2 separate regions of the Homo sapiens genome follow, and region 1 is linked to region 2. A link is a loop called in an ENCODE intact Hi-C map of the cell type or tissue named here. Cell type or tissue: Panc1. All regions are shown on one strand. Links, peaks and the distances in the headings refer to the core of each region. The heading gives the core; the rest is flanking DNA. Region 1 overlaps RIPK4 (receptor interacting serine/threonine kinase 4). Region 2 has its middle 30 kb from the start of PCSEAT.

Region 1 (2,910 bases), core at 159-2,658, 150 kb before region 2:
CTTTCCTGCAGGGAAAGTGTTTTCACTATGGTAAGGGAAGCCTAGGAGGGGCTGAACTCTCGCAGGGGCGGTCAGATCATTAAGAAATGGATGCGTTCTGTTGGCACTGTTTTGGATTCACCAGCAGGCGAGGAAATGGGAGCCACTGAGTGATTTCCCAGCACCTGCTCCCGGGTTTGTCACTGGGAGGAGCAGGCCTGTGTCCGAGCTCCAGAAGAGCCCCCTGCTGTGGCAGCGGACACTGGGTTATAGGCAGGGACTTGGGCTGGACGCTGGATTCTGGGGGAATTGTCTGGAGGCCACCCCAGCCAGCTGCCTTGCGTGGCCTGTGTGTGGACATGGAGCTGCTGGGTTTCCTGCTATAGGAGGTCGGATCTCTCCTAGTGTGGTTCTGAACATTTCCTTTAGGGAGCTTATTATATTATTAGAAAGCAGATTGGCTGGGCACGGTGACTCATGCCTGTAATCCTAGCACTTTGGGAGCTGAGGCAGGCAAATCACTTGAGCCTAGGAGTTCAAGACCACCCTGGCAAACAGCAAAATCCCATCTTTACTAAAAATACAAAAAATTAGCTGAGTGTGGCACACCTGTAATCCCAGCTACCCTGGAGGCTGAGGCATGAGACTCACTTGAACCTGGGAGGTAGAGGTTGCAGTGAGCTAGGATCATGCCACTGCACTCCAGCCTGGGCAACAGAGCGAGACTCTGTTTCAAAAAAGAAAAACAAACAAAAAAACAGATTTTCCAGCCCCAACCTGGAATGCATTCTCAAGGAGTGAGGCCTGGGAACCAGCATTCCAGCCAGCTTCCTGGGTGCTTTCTACCATGTCTGTGTTTGGGGCTGCTGATCTCGATCCTGCATGGCCAGCGTGCGTCCGTGGGATTCAGCCTCTTACTCTGAACGCATTCTGAGACTTTTGACCCATGATGCCAATACAGACCATTGCACTGGGATTCTAGTCTGTGAAAACACAGGCTGCACCAGGGAAGTGACCTTAGACCAGAGGTTGGTCAGCTTTCTCCACGAAGGCCTAGAGAGGCAACATTTTAGGCTTTGCAGGCCGCAGGGCCTCTGTTGCAAGGACTCCTCTCCCCTTTGAAGTGCAAAAGCAGCCACAGCCAGTGTTTAAATGAATGAGTGAGACTTTCTTCCAGTAAAAGTTTATTTATACAAACAAGGTGGTGGCACGCTGTGGGCAACCATTTGGCAGTTTCTCAAAATGTGACACATAGACTGTGACCAAGCAATTCTGCTCCTAGGTATGTATCGAAAAGAATTGAAAGCCACGACTCCAGGCGTTTGTCCCCCAATGTGTGCAGATGTGCAGCATTATCCACGAGAGCCAAAAGGTGGAAATGGCCTGCACCCACGAACAGATGAACAAAACGCAGTACATTCGTGCAGCAGAATATTATTCAGCCATGAAAAGGAAGTTTTGATATATGTTACAGTGTGAATAGACCCTGAAAACATGCTTAATGAAATAAGCCAGACACAGAAGGGCAAATTTTATATGCTTATGCTTATATGAATTTGCCTAGAATGTAGAAAAGAGGTTACTGAGGATGGGGATGAGGGAAGGAGTTATTGGTTAATGGGTGCAGAATTTTTGTTGAGGATGATGGAAAAGTTTTGGGTGTAGATAGTGGTGATGGTTGTACCACATTGTGAATGTGGGTAATGTCAGGGAATTGTACACCTGTGAATGGCTAAAATAATAAATACTATGTTATGTCTATTTGACTACATTTTCTCTCTCTCTCTCTCTCTCTCTCTCTCTCTCTCTATATATATATATATATATATTTTTTTTTTTTTTTTTTTTTTTTGTTATGGAGTCTCTCTGTGTCGCCCAGGCTGGAGTGCAATGGCGCGATCTCGGCTCACTGTAACCTCCGCCTCCCAGGTTCAAGTGATTCTCCTGTTTCAGCCTCCTGAGTAGCTGGGATTACAGGCAGGCGCCACCACGCCCAGCTAATTTTTGTATTTTTCGTAGAGACAGGGTTTCACCATGTTGATCAGGCTGGTCTCGAACTCCTGACCTTGTGATCTGCCTGTTTCGGCCTCCCAAAGTGCTGGGATTACAGGCATGAGCCATCACACCCGGCCTATATTTTTTATTTTAAAAAATGGCTGGTTGGATTTGGCTGTTGGCAACCCCATGCTTTGGACCTATGCTGTTTCATTAGTTTGAGTGTGAGGTTGGATTCAGGAATAACTGGGCCAACTCAGGTATTGGGCTTAAACGGAGAAGGTGAGTTGGGTTCCTTGAACATAACTAGTTACAACTTTTTTTTTTTTTTTTTGAGATGGAGTTTTACTTTGTTGCCCAGGCTGGAGTGCAGTGGCATGATTTCAGCTCACTGCAACCTCTGCCTCCCTGGTTCAAGTGATTTTCCTGCCTCAGCCTCCTGAGTAGCTGGGATTATAAGCATCTGCCACCATGCCCGGCTAATTTTTGTATTTTTAGTAGAGACGGGGGTTCCACTATGTTGGCCAGGCTGGTCTCGAACTCCTGACCTCAGGTGATCCATCCGCCTTGGCCTGTCAAAGTGCTGGGATTACAGGCATGAGCCACCGTGCCCGGCCTAGTTGCCTAGTTACAACCTTGAGTGGAACGTCAACTTCTCTTCCCTCCTCCCAGGAGAAGGGATTATCGGCCTGCACCTGCAGTCTCTGAGACCCCCAAGCCTTGGCTCATGGCTGCCTGTGGAATTATTCACACACGTGGACCCCCCACATGTGTTATCAGTGCTACCTGTAAAACGATTAGAATTTCCCTCCTCCTCACTTGTGATAACCCTGTGATGCATAGGTACATTTCAGCAGCCTCAGGACTGAGACTCTGGAAAGCCCTGCATTCGTGATGTGACATTGAAGTGTGCCCCATGTGTGTGCACTTGAGGCA
Region 2 (2,910 bases), core at 102-2,601:
AGACTCCCAACCCCCTTTGCACAGGACGCAGAGTGCCTCCAGATGTGATTGAAAAATTAAGGTGATATAAAACACAGTGCAATAAAACACACCGTCGTATACACTTAAGGCACAAGTGGAATCCTGAGGCAGAAGGACACCCATTGAGCACCCTCGAGAGGTCGCTCCTTGGGCTTCAACACCAGCACAGGAGGCTGTTCAGAAGGGGAAGCCCAGAAGGAAAGAAAGGGATGAAGCTGCTGTATCTGAGAGAATGGCATCTAAAAGGTGAGTGAGAATTCTGAGTCTTCTCTTTTTAAACAACTCTCTGGATGTGGTGTGGGCTTCAGTGGTTGCACCTGTTTGCTCAGGAGTATGTTCTGTATGGGAGGTGGAGGCTGTCTGCAGTGGTCAGCTGAGCCTTGGCTACCCACAAACGCTGCAAGGGCGGATTCCCTGGGAGAGGAGGGAAGACATTGTCTTGTAAGTCATGCTTTTGTAATACTCACTAAACAAAGATAATTAGACAAATATAAACAAAAGTAAACAGACAGGCCTCGGAGAAGTTTCTGAGATGTCCCAGCAGACATCCATCCTGGCAAAGCTAACAGGGACTGTCCAGCTCTCACGACCTGGAATTACACTTAAGACCTTTCTTCTTGAGGTGGCTCACCTACAACAACTTACTTTTGTATAATTTATAATTTATTGCATGCACCTTAATTCCCTCCTTAACTCATGAACCCCATTCTCATTTTTTCTCTTTGCTCCTGGCTTACTGCCCCCATCCTGTTATCTCTCCTTTTTTACTTTCTTTTCTTTTTCTTTCTTTTTTTCTTTTTGAGACGGAGTTTCGCTCTTGTTGCCCAGGCTGCAGTGCAATGGCGCGATCTCGGCTCACCGCAACCTCCCCCTCCCGGGTTCAAGTGATTCTTCAGCCTCAGCCTCCCAAGTAGCTGGGATTACAGGCGCACACCAGCACACTCAGCCAATTTTTTTGTATGTTTAATAGAGACCAGGTTTACTTTGTTGGCCAGACTGGTCTCGAACTCCTGACCTCCTGATCCAGCCGCCTCGGCCTCCCAAAGTGCTGGGATTAAAGGCGTGAGCCACCGCGCCCGGCCTCCTTTTTTACTTTCTAATGACCCTTTATATTGCACAAGACTGTTAACATCCTCCCATGAGGAGTTCTCAGCGCATTCCTGTAATTTGGACCATGAAACAGGGAATCAATCCTTTTTAGAAAGCAGAGGATTTAAATCACCTGAAGTCCTTGTGTTCCTTCTACCATTGACAATCGCCTCTAAGAAAGTAACAATCAAACTCCCCAAGCACCCCCCAGACTTTCTCAATACACAACTGTGGCGGTTGGTCTGGACCTTCTATCTGCTAGGGGACCGAGGACCTAGGGGACTGGACACGTAGACGTGTACCACACTGTCCCCTGCTGGCTGAAAGTGCTATGTCTCCCCTTTCTGCTCTCACTGCCCTGCTTCCTAGCAGCCGGCGTTGGCTGGACAGGGCTGTACACCTAAATCTTTAACAGCTCAAGAAAATGTCTTACTCCATAAAAGAAGGTTAGATTGCAATCGCAAGAGGCTCTTCAACTTATTCCCAGGTCTTTAGGGCAGTAAGTGCGATTGCACAGGCAATAAGCAGAGCTTGTTCTAGCATATGAAACACCTGACAAACTGCCTCCTATCGGCAGGCATTTGGGGACCCGTTACTACACCCTCCATGCTGCACGAGGCCAGACAGGGGCCTCAACAGCCTGAAGACAGTCCTTCTCCTTCAATGGCTCGACAGCCTTCCGCCCACCAAGTGCAGCACACAGATCTGCTTCTACCAGTTGCAGGAGACTGGAAGATTAACGAGATTTGTTCCCCAACGGTCGTCAACCCAAAGCTTTTGTGGGCCATGAATGCTGTCGTGTCCTGCGTGAAACTCTTATCCTGTTAGACCCTGCCCAGTGTACTGCATCTGATATGGACCACACCTGTTTCACATGCTGTATCTGAGTGGAGAGAGAAGAGGAATGGGAATTTTGTTTCTTGCCTGCCCCCTCCCTTCCAGGCCATCTTAACTGGAGACACATTAATTAACTGCCTCTCTTAGAGTGGCCCCATTCTAGGCCTGGTACCCAAATGTGAACACCATGAAGAAGCCTCTTTGGGAACGTGCACCTTAAGTCTTCCAGGCCGGGCAAGGTGAAATCTTTCTTCTGTGTGGGGTCCTTGAAGGGTGCCAAGGTGAGTCCCCTCCTTCCTACCTTGTCAAGCCTGTTAGGAAACCTGAACCCAGGCAACAGCACTGCCTGACAAAAACATGTTGGGGCCACAGACAGCAGCTACGGCGGCAGTGCTGCACTTCCTAGGAGCCACCTTTAAAAAAAGTAAAAAGAGGCCAGGTGCGGTGTCTCACACCTATAATCCCAGCACTTTGGGAGGCCGAGGCCGGTGGATCATTTGAGGTCAGGAGTTCGAGATCAGCCTGGCCAACATGGTGAAATCCAGTCTTGCCTAAAAATACAAAAATTAGCTGGGCGTGGTGGTGCGCGCCTGTAATACCAGCTACTTGGGAGGCAGAGGTGGGAAAATCATTTGAACCTGGGAGGTAGAGGTTGTTGCAGTGAGCTGAGATTGCACCACTGCACTCCAGCCTGAGAGACAGAGTGAGACTCCATCTAAAAAAAAAAGTAAAAAGAAACGAGTAAAATTAACTTGAATGATGTATTTTATTTAACCGTATATATCCAAAATATCATGATCTCAACATGTAACAATATAGAAACTATTAATGAGACATTTGACGGCCTTTGTTCTGCACTAAGCCTTTAGAAGCCAGTGTGCACCTCACACCGAAGGCACATTTCCATCAGACCAGCCACGTCTCACATACAAGGTGCCACAAGAGGCTCGTGGCCCAGGATCT

The links. A loop is a pair of places that touch in the nucleus more often than their neighbours do. Peaks named below come from ENCODE experiments on the same cell type or tissue, not always from the same donor. Only the 100,000 strongest peaks of a DNase experiment are listed, where the experiment ranks them.
Region 1: it touches region 2 in a loop (4-fold over the local background); 13 of 110 quality-filtered maps call a loop at or near these places.

The regions. Positions count from the first base shown.
Region 1 is chr21:41,756,920-41,759,829 of GRCh38, reverse strand. All of the region lies in intron 1 of RIPK4 (receptor interacting serine/threonine kinase 4), which reads left to right. Among named protein-coding and RNA genes, the nearest start is that of RIPK4, 8.7 kb to the left of the region's middle. In Panc1, for the core only: no CTCF peak of the experiment used is centred there; a DNase peak (open chromatin) is centred at 1,169; H3K4me3 peaks cover 938 bases; H3K27ac peaks cover 2,235 bases.
Region 2 is chr21:41,609,072-41,611,981 of GRCh38, reverse strand. No RefSeq gene overlaps it. Among named protein-coding and RNA genes, the nearest start is that of PCSEAT, 30 kb to the right of the region's middle. RefSeq lists an enhancer at 1,219-1,513. In Panc1, for the core only: CTCF peaks have their summits at 1,200 and 1,433 (motif pointing left); a DNase peak (open chromatin) is centred at 1,421; H3K27ac peaks cover 2,216 bases.